Linked DNA regions of Homo sapiens: region 2 is linked to region 1. The links are chromatin loops, found by intact Hi-C in ENCODE. Cell type or tissue: A673. All regions are shown on one strand.

What was found. A loop is a pair of places that touch in the nucleus more often than their neighbours do. Peaks named below come from ENCODE experiments on the same cell type or tissue, not always from the same donor. Only the 100,000 strongest peaks of a DNase experiment are listed, where the experiment ranks them.
Region 2: it touches region 1 in a loop (4-fold over the local background); 18 of 110 quality-filtered maps call a loop at or near these places.

The regions. Positions count from the first base shown.
Region 1 is chr11:33,983,933-33,991,932 of GRCh38, forward strand. No RefSeq gene overlaps it. Among named protein-coding and RNA genes, the nearest start is that of CAPRIN1, 64 kb to the right of the region's middle. RefSeq lists an enhancer at 5,817-6,388. In A673, CTCF peaks have their summits at 950 (motif pointing left) and 4,253 (motif pointing left); DNase peaks (open chromatin) are centred at 939 and 4,229; H3K27ac peaks cover 2,767 bases.
Region 2 is chr11:34,488,508-34,496,507 of GRCh38, forward strand. It overlaps ELF5 (E74 like ETS transcription factor 5), which reads right to left. Exons shown (of 7, transcript NM_001422.4): 3 at 4,972-5,205; 4 at 1,502-1,552. Among named protein-coding and RNA genes, the nearest start is that of ELF5, 21 kb to the right of the region's middle. RefSeq lists an enhancer at 7,641-8,000. In A673, CTCF peaks have their summits at 4,522 (motif pointing left) and 4,725; DNase peaks (open chromatin) are centred at 4,494 and 7,750.

The DNA.
Region 1 (8,000 bases):
CATGATCTCAGCTCACTGCAACCTCCACCTCCCGGGTTCAAGTGATTCTCTTGTCTCAGACTCCTGAGTAGCTGGGATTACAGGCGCACGGCACCACGCCTGGTTAATTTTTGTATTTTTAGTAGAGACGGGGTTTCACCATGTTGGTCAGGCTGGTCTTGAACTCTCGATTTTGTGATCCGCCCACCTCAGCCTCCCAAAGTGCTGGGATTACAGGCGTGAGCCACCACACCTGGCCTAATTTTTAGTTTTTTAATATACAGTACAGTAATTTGCTCTTACTGGAACATGGAATGGGAAAGAAAAGTGGAAGATGAACCTAATGAAAGAAAAATAACACGCTGCATCTTTCATGAGACTCCAGGATAAATCCAGTTAAATGATATGCTAATTACACAGAATAGAGAAACAATTCTGGAATTATAATAATAAAATTACTAGCCTTTTCTAGTAAATGTAAGTACCACAATTTTCAATAGAAAAACACATTTAATATAGTGTGTAAAATACACAGTACCCCACCCCCAACCTAGGTTAGATTCAAAAAATGTTCAAAATTGAGTATAAGAATACGAATGACATTCTAACTTGGCCAGGCACGGCAGTTCACACCTGTAATCCCAGCACTTTGGGAGTCCAAGGCAGGAGGATCGCTTGAGTCCAGAAGTTTGAGACCAGCCTGGGCAACACATAGTGAGACCCCGTCTCTGAAAAAAAACAAATTAAAAACAAACAAACAAACAAAAAGCAAATGGAAGAGTATCAGAATTCTATAATTTAGTGGAAAAAAACATGTGGCTATCTTTTAGCAAAATGAATTTGGTTAATAATGTAACAGAAGTGTGTGTGTATATATCACTTTAGGACTGTGGTTTCTAGTTAAAATTTTAAAATTTGCTCTCCCAAGTTCTTTTATTGAATAACTCTCAAGTACCCTCTGGTGGATGAGATGAGGAATACTTTGGTACCAGAGGTGCCGTTTGTCACCTATTATGTGCCTAAAAGTAATCATAACCCACATCGTTAGGTTTACATAGATAAAGGATACAGGAATAACGATTAATTTTAAAGAAACACTTTAGATATTTATAGTCATAGCTAATGGCAAGGATTTACATTTATTTTCTGAGATGGGATCTCACTATGTTGCCCAGGCTGGAGTGCAGTGGTTTTCATGAGGGTGATCATAGCTCACGATAGCCTTGGATTCCTGGGCTCCTGCATCAGCCTCCTGAGTAGCTGGGACTATAAGTGTGCACCGCCATGGCTGGCTAAAGTTTACTTTTATATTTATTAATATTAATAGATATTAATATTATCTATTATATTATTAATATTATATTATTAAAATAAATTGACAAGCCAAAATATGTTAATATTAGATAATTAATAATCAATTATTAGATAATAATATTAATATTATATGTTATATTTTTGGCTTGTCAATTTATTTTAAATAACTGCTATCGGAAATTTCCCTTTTACTACTATCTTTGGAGTAAAAAATTAATATGATGGTTTTAGTCACCTTAAATAGGTCATTAAACATCTTTTCAAAGAACCCATAGGTAGGTTAAAGAAAAATATTAACTTTCACTCAAATGTAAATAATTTAAAAGGCCCCCTCCCCCTCCCCCTCCCCCTCTCCCCACTGTCTCCCTCTGATGCCGAGCCAAAGCTGGACTGTACTGCTGCCATCTCGGCTCACTGCAACCTCCCTGCCTGATTCTCCTGCCTCAGCCTGCCGTGTGCCTGCAATTGCAGGCGCGCGCTGCCACGCCTGACTGGTTTTCGTATTTTTTTGGTGGAGACGGGGTTTCGCTGTGTTGGCCGGGCTGGTCTCCAGCTCCTAACCGCAAGTGATCCGCCAACCTCGGCCTCCCGAGGTGCCGGGATTGCAGACGGAGTCTGGTTCACTCAGTGCTCAATGGTGCCCAGGCTGGAGTGCAGTGGCTTGATCTCGGCTCGCTACAACCTCCACCTCCCAGCCGCCTGCCTTGGCCTCCCAAAGTGCCAAGAGTGCAGCCTCTGCCCGGCCGCCACCCCGTCTGGGAAGTGAGGAGTGTCTCTGCCTGGCTGCCCATTGTCTGGGACGTGAGGAGCCTCTCTGCCTGGCTGCCCAGTCCTCACTTCCTGGCCATCCCATCTAGGAAGTGAGGAGCGTCTCTGCCCGGCCGCCCATCGTCTGAGATGTGGGGAGCGCCTCTGCCCGGCCGCGACCCCATCTGGGAGGTGAGGAGCGTCTCTGCCCAGCCGCCCCGTCTGAGAAGTGAGGAGACCCTCCGCCTGGCAACCACCCCGTCTGAGAAGTGAGGAGCCCCTCCGCCCAGCAGCCACCCTGTCTGGGAAGTGAGGAGCGTCTCCGCCCGGCAGCCACCCCGTCCGGGAGGGAGGTGGGGGTCAGCCCCCGCCAGGCCAGCCACCCCGTCCGGGAGGGAGGTGGGGGGGGTCAGCCCCCCGGCCCGGGCCAGCCGCCCCGTCCGGGAGGTGAGGGGTGCCTCTGCCCGGCCGCCCCTACTGGGAAGTGAGGAGCCCCTCTGCCTGGCCACCACCCCGTCTGGGAGGTGTACCCAACAGCTCATTGCGAACGGGCCATGATGACAATGGCGGTTTTGTGGAGTGGAAAGGGGGGAAAGGTGGGGAAAAGATTGAGAAATCGGATGGTTGCCGTGTCTGTGTAGAAAGAAGTAGACATGGGAGACTTTTCATTTTGTTCTGTACTAAGAAAAATTATTCTGCCTTGGGATCCTGTTGATCTGTGACCTTACCCCCAACCCTGTGCGCTCTGAAACATGTGCTGTGTCCACTCAGGGTTAAATGGATTAAGGGTGGTGCAAGATGTGCTTTGTTAAACAGATGCTTGAAGGCAGCATGCTCGTTAAGAGTCATCACTACTCCCTAATCTCAAGTACCCAGGGACACAAACACTGCGGAGGGCCCCAGGGTCCTCTGCCTAGGAAAACCAGAGACCTTTGTTCACTTGTTTATCTGCTGACCTTCCCTCCACTATTGTCCTAGGACCCTGCCAAATCCCCCTCTGCGAGAAACACCCAAGAATGATCAATAAAAAAATAAACTAAAAAAAAAATAATTTAAAAGGCAACAACATAACCTAGCTATAATTTCTGCTTTAAGGAAACCTAAAAATGACAAACAGAAAGTCAGCATTTTTCAAAATATGTGCTGTGAGATACTAGTTCCCGGATGTGCTGGAGGGGGAGTAAGAGAAGGGTACCCTCTTAGTTGAGAGAAATTTCAGAAGATTAATTTCCTCCCTTTGTTTTGTTTCCACACTCAGATCGTAAGTTTCTGATAATTTGCTTTTTGTGCTACTTGCTCATGGGAAGAGCATGTCCTGGGCCACACGACACAAGCTTTCCAGGCTTTTGCTTCACAGCTCAAGTTAGCCTTGTGAAGCTAAATGTCAGCATTCATGGCTAGGCATGGTGGCTCATACCTGTAATCCCAGCACTTTGGGAGACCGAGGCAGGCGGACCACTTGAGGTCAGGAGTTCGAGACCAGACTGGCCAACATGGCGAAACCCTGTCTCTACCAAAAATTTAAAAATTAGCCAGGCATGGTGGCACATGCCTGTAGTCCCAGCTACTCGGGAGGCTGAGGCACAAGAATCACTTGAACACAGTAGGCAGAGGTTACAGTGAGCCAAGATGGCACCACTGCACTTCAGCCTGGGTGACAAAGCAAGACCATGTCTCAAAAAATAAATAAATAAAAAATAAATGTCAGCACTTATACTTATATAAAAACATATGCGTATGTTCTTGTATACATATAGTGATTTAGCTGAGTAGTTAATTTAGTCATAGCAAATACGCTTAACACTTTACATAGCAAATATGCATAACAAATACGCTTAACACTTTTTCTTCTTTAAGTGGAAGGGCCATAGTGGGGGGACTTTCACCTTCAAAGCTACACTTTCTCTAATATTTGAAATTTTTACAATAGCATGTTTAATGTATATAACCTAAATATATACATATATTTAAGTTACCATATTCAATTGTAGAATTTGAGAGGTAAAAAATATTTTCCCAAAAATGTTCCCAAATGCATCTCTCAAGCTTCCACATGCCCAGACTGGCAGAAAATCCAATTTTCCTAAGCACAGCCCACCTACCTCCTTCTCTGCAAAACTCCCCTGCCTCTGCTTGTATTCAAAGCACAAGCCCTGGCTGAATGTGCTTGCCAAGTCCCTAGAATTGAAGCTTAGAGCGCCCCCTTGAGCCTTGAGGGGCATCCACAGTGCTGCCCAGCTCTTATTCTTTAATATGCAACCGACGAACGTTGACTTGGTGTAAGAGACCCTCTTGTCAATGCTGCTGCTGTTGCTCCTCCCAGTGACCTTAGAGTTCTTTTTAGAAATAGTTTCTCTCACTGAAAAATATAAAAGTCATCTTCACCAGACTCTAAGCTTTTCTTTTTTTTTTTTTCGAGACAAGTTCTCTCTCCGTCACCCAGGCTGGAGTGCCATGGCACAATCTCAGCTCACTGTAACCTCCGCCTCCCGGGCTCAAGCGATCCTCTCACTTCAGCCTCCCCACCCACCCCCCACCCCCCGGGTAGCTGGCACTAGAGGCATGCGCCACCATGCCCGGCTAGTTTTTTGTGTGTTTTTGTTTTTATTTTTTGAGACAAGGTTTTACCATGTCACCCAGGCTGGTCTTGAACTTTTAGACTCAAGCGATCCACCCCCCTCAGCCTCCCAAAGTGCTGGGATTACAGGAATGAGCCACCATGCCCGGCCTTATGTATTATTTGTTTAAACTTCACAACATACCTCGATGATAGGTGCTATTCTTCCCATTTTATAGATGAGAAGACTGAGATTTGGAGAGCTTAAATAAGGGGTTTAAGGAGACATTGCATGAATGCTCAACTTCTTGGACAAATAGGACATGAAACTCATATGGAGGTGATTCTGTCAAAAGCATCTACGCAAGGGCTCTGCAGTCTACACCTAGGATGGGCTAAGCCCAGGTTTTCCACACTAGGATGTGTGGACTTTCTGGAATAAGCAGAATCCTGTAGGTACTGATACGGTAAGTAAACACAGTGTATCATCTAAGAGTATGTATTAGTCCATTTTCGCCCTGCTATAAAGACATATCCAAAAGTGGATACTTTATAAAGAAAGGAGGTTTAATTGACACACAGTTCTGCATGGATGGAGAGGCCTTAGGAAACCTACAATCATGGCAGAAAGCCAAGGGGAAGCAAGGCATGTCTTACATGGCAGCAGGTGAGAAAGAGAAGACAGGGGAAACTGCCAAACACTTTCAAAGCTTCAGATCTCATGAAAACTTACACACACCGTCACAAGAACATCACAGGAGAAACCACTCCCATGATCCAATCACCTCCCACCAGATCCCTGCCTTGACATATGGGAATTACAGTTTGAGATGAGATTTGGGTGGGGACACAGAGCCAAACCATATCAGAGTATCAGTTTTCCTTCAAGGTTTTTTGGGGTAAATGTTATTTTATAGTAAGACCAATGGATATATTAAGGAGCATAAATGAAACATTTTAAAATACTTTGAGATAAAAAGGCAAAAAGATAAAACTAAAGCCATCCCGTTGGTGAAAGATTGCATCACAAAATCCTCTAGGACAATGCTTCTCATGCTTTCACGTGCAGATGTCTCTCCTGTAGGCAGGGCCAGCTCCATGGGTGTGAGGCCTGTGGAGTCGCACCTACACTTGCAGATCCTGACTCAGCATGGCTAGGCTAAGGCTGCGATTCTGCAGTTCTAACGAGCTCCCACGTAATACCTGTTGTTGGTCCAAAGACCACACGTTGAGTGGCAAGACCCAGCCCTTCTCTCTATACCTCTGTTTGTTAACACTTAACCAGGAAAGTTTAAGAAGCAGTAGAGAAGGAGGGCAGTGAATCACAGCAGTCAAAATAATATAGTGAAAAGCGTGGGTCTTTACCACTACTTACTCTGTAAAATACTGAGAGGTGACAGCGTGCTGGCAGTCCTCAGAGCCCTCGCTTGCTCTCGGCACCTCCCCTGCCTGGGCTCCCACTTTGGTGGCACTTGAGGAGCCCTTCAGCCCCCCACTGCACTGTGGGAGCCCCTTTCTGGGCTGGCCAAGGCCGGAGCCCACTCCCTCAGCTTGAAGGGAGGTGTGGAGGGAGAGGCACGAGCCGGAACCGGGGCTGCGTGCGGCGCTTGCGGGCCAGCTGGAGTTCCGGGTGGGCGTGGGCTTGGCTGGCCCCGCACTCGGAGCAGCCAGCCAGCCCTGCTGGCCCCGGACAATGGGGTACTTAGCACCCGGGCCAGTGGCTGCGGAGGGTGTACTGGGTCCCCCAGCAGTGCTGGCCCACCGGCGCTGCGCTCGATTTCTTGCCGGGCCTTAGCTGCCTTCCCGCCGGGCAGGACTAGGGACCTGCAGCCCGCCATGCCTGAGCCTCCCACCCCCTCCATGGGCTCCGGTGCGGCCCGAGCCTCGCGGACGAGCACCACCCCCTGCTCCAGGCGCCCCGTCCCATCGACCACCCAAGGGCTAAGGAATGCGAGCGCACGGCGCAGGACTGGCAGGCAGCTCCACCTGCAGCCCCGGTGCGGGATCCACTAGGTGAAGCCAGCTGGGCTCCTGAGTCTGGTGGGGACGTGGAGAGTCTTTATATCTAGCTCAGGGATTGTAAATACACCAATCAGCACCCTGTGTTTAGCTCAAGGTTTGTGAGTGCACCAATCGACACTCTGTATCTAGCTGCTCTGGTGAGGACGTGGTGAGTCTTTATATCTAGCTCAGGGATTGTAAATACACCAATCAGCACCCTGTGTTTAGCTCAAGGTTTGTGAGTGCACCAATCGACACTCTGTATCTAGCTGCTCTGGTGAGGACGTGGAGAGTCTTTATGTCTAGCTCAAGGATTGTAAATACACCAATCGGCACTCTGTATCTACCTCAAGGTTTGTAAACACACCAATCAGCACCCTGTGTTTAGCTCAAGGTTTGTGAATGTACCAATCGACACTCTGTATCTAGCTGCTCTGGTGGGGCCTTGGAGAACCTGTGTGTCGAAACTCTGTATCTAACTAATCTGATGGGGACGTGGAGAACCTTTGTATCTAGCTCAGGGATTGTAAATGCACCAATCAGCGCCCTGACAAAACAGGCCACTTGGCTCTACCAATCAGCAGGATGTGGGTGGGGCCAGATAAGAGAATAAAAGCAGGCTGCCCGAGCCAGCATTGGTAACCTGCTCAGGTTTTCTTCCACACTGTGGAAGCTTTGTTCTTTGCAATAAATCTTGCTACTGCTCACTCTTTGGGTGCATGCTGCTTTTATGAGCTGTAACACTCACCGCGAAGATCTGCAGCTTCACTCCTGAGCCCAGCAAGACCACAAGCCCACCGGAAGGAATAAACAACTCCAGACACGCTGCTTTAAGAGCTGTGACACTCACTGCGAAGGTCTGCAGCTTCACTCCTGAGCCAGCGAGACCACGAACCCCCCAGAAGGAAGAAACTCCGAACACATCTGAACATCAGAAGGGATAGACTCCAGACGCACCACCTTAAGAGCTGTAACACTCACCGCGAGTGTCTGCGGCTTCATTCTTGGAGTCAGTGAGGCCAAGAACCCCACAATTCTGGACACAATACCACAGATTGCTTTTCTCCTGATGGCTCAGTTTCCTCCTCTGTAAAATGAGAATAACAGTCACCTTGTAGAATAGCTGTGTGGGTTAAATGTGTGTAAAGCATTTCACATTCAGTGTTCAGTAAAGACAGCTACTTTCAAGCTTTAAATGGTAACTAAACATAAGACCATGGTGGAAAAGAAAACATTCAGGATGCTTCTTTCTTCATGTTAATTGTGTTTCCCATTTTCCAGTCTCTCCTCCTTGCACCTAGGAAAAAACACTCTTGGAGACAGCAGTTCTGTAAAGGAAATATCATAGGACCTGCTTATTTTTTATTATTTTTTTTTTTTGAGAGAGAGTCTTGCTGTGTCA
Region 2 (8,000 bases), 500 kb after region 1:
AGATATTAGCACAGGGCCTGGTTCATAGGAAGCACTCAATAAATGCTAGCTGTCATCCTCATCCTTATCCTCATCATCATAATCATCAGCACATTGAATCTAACTGTGGCTAGTTATATATTCAGGTTACACCTACTTCAAAAGAACTTACTGGACACACCTTCTCTTTCCATTGTATTAGCTTCCTTTTGTCGTGTGGAAGGCAGGCTGGTAAGTGATTCCTATTTGTAGGTGAAGACACTGACCCCTGGAGAAAGGGTTGGTCAGGTCTAGGTCACTACTACTTAGAGAGTAAAGCAAATGCCTGCCTGTGGCTCAAGCCTTTGGCCACAGTAATGTCTCCCAGGCTTCACAGGCTCATTTCTTCCAGGGGCTTTGACTGGGTTAGGTGTGGTGGTAAAAGCTGGGATTTACATCCCCCAGGCTGCTGCAGATGGATCACAAGGGATTCTACCAGCACCAGGAAACAGTGTGTGAGCTTTGTTCACAGGTGGGTGAGATGCTACACCCCGGGGCCCCGAGTGATGAAACCTGGCAGAATGCAGAGCTGCTCGTGTGAGGGCAGCTGCGGTCTGCAGAGCAGGGTGCACCTGCTTAAGCCCGTAGCGTGTGGTCCACGAACTGGCCATTCCTGTGCTAAAGCACCAAAAACAAAACGAAAAACGAAATTCCAAAAACTTTTGTTAACTAGGATCCAAGTAACGTGAGTCCTCAGTTGATTGTTTGGGACTGTAAGGAGGAAAAAATCATAACCCATAAGAACAGTCCCTCTGTGTCTGCCCCTCCAGCTTGCAGCCCTCAGAGGCCTTGGAAATCACCATGCGCTCTGCTCCCTCTCTGCAGATGACTGAGCTGAAGCCCATGGGGGAATGGGGTTTGCCCAGGACCACATTTCCTCCTGGCCTCTGGGCCAGGGACTCAGTAACTAATAGTAATCATCATTGTCATCTTTGAAAAATGAAAGCACCAAAGATCCCTTTCCCGAGCCTTCTTCATCTGCCCAAGTGAAACAGGGAAGGTTAATCATCAGCATCAACAAGGCTATTTGAGATCCTCCATCGTCTTATAATTATAAACTCTACCTGCTTAGTGAGCTCAGAGTCTTCTTAAGCATTATGAACCACAAGGCTTCTAATAGTATTATTAATGTATGACAAATGGATACTGGTTTGGGAGCATCTACACTGGTGGCGCATGCTGGGCTCTTTGTGTGCATCATTTCTCAAACTTACCACGACCCACAAGGGTCACACTATTTTACAGATAGGGGAATGGAGTCTCAGACGATAAGCAATCCATAGACCCAAGCTATGGTCCTACAGACCCACACCCACGCTCTTTCTGTCACACTCTTTCCACCACGCTTTTCCCCACTGCTTTCTCCAGGTCTGGGATTGTTTTGGTTCATCAGCTTTTCAGTATGATCCTAAAAGAATGGTCAAGCCCATGTACCAATGACAACCTTGACAGAGCCTTGGGTGGCTTGCGCTTGGTTACTTACAGTCTTTGATGGTGGCCTTGCTTTCTTCAGCGTCATTAAAAAAGGAGTAACCTGGGAAAGAAAAAGAAATCCAGAAACCATACCATGCAATCCTGGTTTCCACTGGCCAGGCCAGGAGAGGGGGTGTTGGAGGGAAGTGGAGTGACTGTCCCTCTTGAGGTTGGTTACAATTTAGAGGGAACCTTGGAGACCATCTGGTCTTAGAGTGTCACCCTGAAGCCATCCCTGAGAGGTGATAATTTCCTCATTATTAAAGGTCATTTGGAGGGAGCACCCAGAACCAGGCTTCCCAGCAGCCTCTGCAGATTTTCTGAGCAGGCACTGGGGAGTAAGCTCTGGTCTGGGGTCCAGGGCTGGGCTCTGAGCTGGGCCGGGCTACTGATCCCTGTGCAGCCTTGCTCACTCAGTCTCTGGGCTTGTTGGTTTTTCTCATTGACATCACGAGATAAAATACCCACTAAGCTCCCCTGTGGCTAAGAGTCTATAGTCTCTGACATGGCCTCTAATCCCTTGGGGATTGGAATGCCTGTTATGTGCTGGTCAGTGGGGAGAATGGGCATAGGAGGTTGCAAGAAGTGCAAAGCTCTATGTGAATGCTGAGTTTAATGAGGATATGGAAGATGATGTCAGGACCTTGGTTCTCTCCTCTGTAGAATGGGGTGGGCTGGGGTTGAATGAGGAGTTTGAGATTGTGTTTTCACATAGCAGTTTAGGCTGAAGGATACCTATGTCCTAGCTTGGTCCAACACGAGGACTAATCTCTACTTGCTAAGCAGACTGGAGCAGGGCACAGTTGTGATTTTTTATTCTTGGCGTCATGTTCTCATTGGTTTTGGTCAGCCACGCGCCTCAGTTGACTCTGTCCAAAGGGCCGACTGAGAACAGGATGGGAGATTGAAGAGGGGCTCATTCCCCTCCTAGGCTGTGGAAGCCAACCTCTGACCTTGCTTCCCAGCAACCAGTGTCCCCAGGTTGCTAGGCCCTTAAATCCTACTGCAATACCTACCGAGCTGGATGGTGCTGAGGCCTTACAACCCCCTTCCAGCTCCTCTCCTCCATAAAACTGCCTTATTCTGTGTCCTGTTCTGCCAGAGTCAAAACCTATGGGGTAGTATAAGGCATACATGAGGTAATAACCCCCAGTCAACTGTAGAATTTATGATCTAAATGGAGACACTTTTGAGGATGAAAGGTAGTGCTATGGTAATAATAATTACTCTAGGATCACAGGCAGAAACGATGTCTCCTGGGCAAATGGGAGACAGTGTGAACTTTGATCACAATATATATATCTCCACAATCTACAATCCACATATCTGATTGAGAAACATTAAAAGAGGAATTTCAGAATGGAGTAGATTGGTGGAGTAGATAGTTTTACTGCTCAATATGGAACACTCCTGGCCTAGAGAGTGCTTGAAATCCCACCATTAAAGGTGGCATTGTGATTGCAGGAATTCCTTACAATAAGAAGAGGTAATGTATGACCTATTAAAAAGCAGTTGGCTTTTTTAGGTTTAGCCTATTAGTTTTGCACAGGGCCCTGGGGTAATAAAACCAGGGACAGGTTTGTTTTTTTTTTTTTTTTCAGGATTTTGCTCTTTTTGCCCAGGCTGGAGTGCAATGGTGCAATCTCGGCTCACTTGCAACCTCCACCTCCTGGGTTCAAGTGATTCTCATGCCTCAGCCTCCTGAGTAACTGGGATTATAGGCACGCACCACCATGCCTGTCTAATTTTGTATTTTTAGTAGAGACGGGGTTTCACCATGTTGGCCAGGCTTGTCTCGAATTCCTGACCTTAGATGATCTGCCTGCCTCAGCCTCCCAAAGTATTGGGATTACAGGCCTGAGCAACTGTGCCTGGCCAACAGGTTTTTTTTGTTTGTTTGTTTTTTGATGCAACCATTGCCAGGGAAGAGAGGTGCTTGTGGTGGGAGATGCCAGCACAGGGGCTGCACAAGAGCATGGAGACAAATGAGGTTGACTTGACATTTGGCCAAGCTGGCATTGCCAAACTGCATCTTTTTCCAGAATAAAATACACCCCTCTCTGTGGCCCTAGGATTTTTGTGCGAGCCTGTTCCCTTGGGAGGATCCTAAATGGAGTCCCAAGCTCCTTCTTCTGGAGCCGTTGTGACTTGGTCAAACTTGTCCTCTTTCAGGGAGTGCCCACTCTGAGCACAGGACACAGATCCCAGCTCTTGGCAGGTCATTGTCACTGGAGTTTTGGCTCCCAGGGCCCCAGCCATGTAGTGCCCAAGGGCCACCATTCTTAGCTTTTCTGCCTTCAAGCGCTCATGATGGATGAGGATCAAGAGGAGGCCAAAGAATCACAGAGCAGGAGGGTCCTCTGTGGTTTTTCTGTGCAAACAAGAGGCGCTGTCATATCCTCCTCTTCAAGCAGGGGGCTATTAGACTACTTGATTATCTCCAGTGGTGGGGATCGTCCTATCTCCTGTATCTTCTGAATTACCTTTTCAAAAGAAGGTACTAACCTTTAAAAAGATCCTTCTTAAAACTGAGCTGAGATAGGCTTCCTTTAACATCCTATAATATGCCTCTTGATTATATTAATGATGATGGAAAAACAGCTGCCATTTACTGCATTTCCATCTTCATATGCTGTTCTAGGTAATATTTCCCTGAATCCTCTCAAAAAGCCCATGGAGGTGTCATTATCCCATTGGACAGATGAGGCAGTGGGGATTCAGACAGCTTAAGCCACTCGCCAGAGGTTCCGTAGCTCGGAGTATTGGAGCCAGGGTTGGAACACAGGTCTTTCGGATCTCCAAGCCCTTGCTTTGTACTGACTTTCTGTGAATCAGCCCTGTTTGCTGTGTGACCTTGAGGAAGTCACTTAATGTCTCAGGATATCAGTTCCTTTATCTATGTGTGACTTTGAGACATTAGAGCTCGATGTTCTCAAAGAACCTTTCTGGATTGAAAAAATGTTCATCGACATTCTGCATGCAAAAGGCCTGTTGAAGAGTTAAATAATGCTATTGGCGCCACCTTCTGGCCACTTGATCCTTGACCATTAGGAATGTGATGAAATGATAATTAGTTGGACTCCTGTAGAAAAGGGAAGGTAGTCTATTTAATTTTATTCCTCTTCTGCTTAATGAGAGATGAAGCACAAACCTCTTTTTTGTCCATCCTGTGTGGTTTCAAATCATTATGAATATACTGTATTATTATCAGCCTGGTGCCTGGGCAGTCCCTGAACGTGGTGTCCGTTTTTCTTTCTCTTTTTTTAAATGCACTCAATTTGCATTTTTGTAACTCGCTCCCTTTTCCCTAAAATCCCCAATTCTGGCATACTAGCTTCCAGTTATTGAAGGTTTGGATTAACGAGAACTCCAGTTAGTAAAATTTTGCTGTGCAATTCACACGATGGGAAAGGACTTCTCAAAGTTGTTTGGTCCTAATCCTGGTCCCTCCCCTGGAGGTCTGGCCCTCTGAACACTGACCTTGTGTGCGGATGTTCTGGAGGATGAAGTACAGGTACTCGCCGCAGAGGCCAGCTGCCTCGACGAACTCCTCCTGTGTCATGCTGCACAGCTGCAGGCCACTGATGTTGAAGTTGCAGAAGGAGATGCAATTGGTGTCCAACTTGTACTGGTCGCAGCAGAACTGGAGCCACTCCCACACATGGCGCTTAGTCCAGTATTCAGGGTGGACTGATGTCCAGTATGAGTCACAGGCTGCACCAAAGGAGAAAGAAGTGAGGGACAACAGTCCCAAGACAGCCTTCGAGAGGGCCCCTGAAGGATGCATCAGTTAAGTAACATCCTCATTCCTCAGCCAATAAGTTGAAAGGGCCTCCAGCCCTGGGTGTTCTGCAGAGCCCAGGTCACCTTCTATTCTGCAGAGAAAACCAGAGGGACTGGATCCTACAGATGAACTTTGGCATCATAGAGGGAATGACAGGGGCAAGAAAGAACCAGTCTTGGTGCTGATGCTCAAAAAAAAAGGCATTTAGTGGAGAAAGAAAGAAAACAGCCCTTCAGTTATTTGATTCCAGATAACATGATATCAAAAGCACAAACTCAGCTGTTTGACAAGCTGGGTTGAAATTCTGATTCTACCACTTTCCGCTTGGCAAGGTCTGTGGACATTGAAGTCTCAGTTTCCTCATCTGTAAAATGGGGATAATATGCTCAATGCCCAGGACTATTATGGAGTTTGGGGTTAATGTATGTAGAATGGCACACAGAAACTTACCAACCAATTCAATAGTTACTAAATGCCTACCGTGTGTCAGAAACCATTTGAAGCTGGTTTTGATTCCCTATGCTTTAAAGGGCAGCTGCCCAATGCTGGCTATTTGTTTCTGCACAGTTACTGGCAATCTTGTGCCAAGAACCTTGGGTTATTAGACATTGCCCAGAGTCTGACAGTCCTTGCGTCACCATAGTAGGCACCTCCAGAGGAAGGTGGTCATGGGAGAGTTGGTTGTATTGTTGTTCTTGTGTTTTTGGTGGTGTTCAGAGTAATTTCTATCCTGAGATCAGAGCCCCCACTCCTTTAGAGGAGTCGTGTACATGCCTAGACAGTTGTGAGTGCCATCTGTCTGGGAGGCTGGCATGTGGCTTTGCCTGGCCCAGGGGTAGAGATTTGGTGTTCAACAGTTCTGTCCTTCTGTTCTTAGGAGAAATGGAAAGTGGGGTGGACATAAGGTATGGAAGAGGTGCTGTATTAGGTACTTGGTCAGGCTCTTTGACATAAACAATTATTGTATCTGCCATGGAAAACATTCATTCATTTATTCATTTCATTCAATAAATAAAAGCTTTAGTTTCCTTACTGGTAAAATTGGAATAATTACAGCACCTGTATCATAGTGCTGTTCTGCAGATTAAATGACTTAATATACATAAAAGTACCTGGAACAGAGCCTGGAGGATTTAAATGCTATTACAAACATTATTATTGAATATCTACTATGTGTGCAGCCACACGTTGTATGTTAAGGATTCATGGTGGACAGGTTTGGTCCCCCGTCCCCCAGGAGATCACAGAAGAGGAACTTGAAAGTCATGAAGGACTTTCCCAAGAACCCACGCCAGCGTGTGGCAGAGCTGGATTTGAACCCTAGCCTGAACTTGAAAGCCATTGCTCTCCCCACACCACCATACCGGGTCAGCACAGAGCAGAGATGGAACGTGAAGAGTGGCTGAGGCACGGGGAAAGCTGGAGAGAACACAACACGAGGGCCTGAAAAGAAAGGCAGAGAGCAGAGAGTGGCTAAGGTGACGATGACAGAAAGGGTCCCTCACATGTTATACCCCACAGCAAATAGCAGTGGTGCGATTTGCAGCGTTTAAAGGTGAGTAGAACTCGCACCATTGTCAGTTGCTGATGATTCCAGGCAGGAGGTGGGTCCTCTGCCTGTCAGGTGCTACTACTCACTCAGCACCCTCAGCCAGCCGAGGCGCTACGCGTTCTTGTCGTCTCAAGTTTCTCAGGTCCCCTCAACAATCCTATCCAGTAGGTGTAATTGGGCTATTCCACAAAAAAGGAAATAGAGGCTCCCCTTAAAACTCAAAGGTCTTCCAGAGATCTCTTTTACCACCGAAGGGTGGGTGGAGGGGCAGTTGATTTATTTTATTTAAAAATTTTCAGAATTTTATATGCATTAAGATCAAAGCGTCAATATTGTGCCAGGGTGCTTGAGGCTGATGTCGTAGCCTCTACCTGGCAGATAGGAAGAGCCAGGGAGCCGGTGAGACCGATGACTCAGGTCTTGCTCACTGGCCACTGGCTGGAGCTGGCTTACCAGGCCCGTGGGGGCTCTTCAGGGCAGGCAGGGGTTCCTGGCAGAACAAGGGGCCATTCCTGAGTTCGGCCTGAGCTTTCATCTACTGATTTCTGGCTTTAGTAAACCTGAGGGGCCTTTTGGACTTTACTGGCGTCCTGTGAGAGATGTTTATGAGCCTTGACATTTTTCAGCTGCGGGCCCTGCCCTAGATGGCCATCGGTGTGCGGCCGTCGGAGGGCACAGTTGATTTCATGGAAAGGTTTCGCCAAGGCTCTGTTCCCGTTTCCCTCCCCTCCCCTCTCTGCTTCCACCCCCTTGTTATTTTCTTTGGCACTTGAAGAGGGCCATATTGTTTGCGGAAGCCAAGGGGGCCTCAAGGATTCGGAGAAACGCCCAGGCGGGGAGTCGGCCCCACACCGGGGAGGTGTTGCTGGCGCTGGCTCCCTGCTCCTCGGCGCTCTGCTTTGAAGCTCACCCACAGAGCGGCTTTGTGTGCGGCCTCGGCCCCTGGAGGGGAGCCAGAGCCCTGCGGAGGCTCCCTCTCCTCATCCGCAAGCTCCTTCCAAAGCCCCAGAACTGGGAGGAAAATGGCTGCTCTGGGTGCCATGGCAGGCCTCTTTTCCGGGGGTCCCATCCTCAGGACGGGAGGAGAGTGGCAGAGCGGAGGCTGCCCAGACGAGGGACGCCGCTGTCAGCCCCTCCTCACCAGCCCCTCTCCTGCTCTTCTCTTTCAGGAGG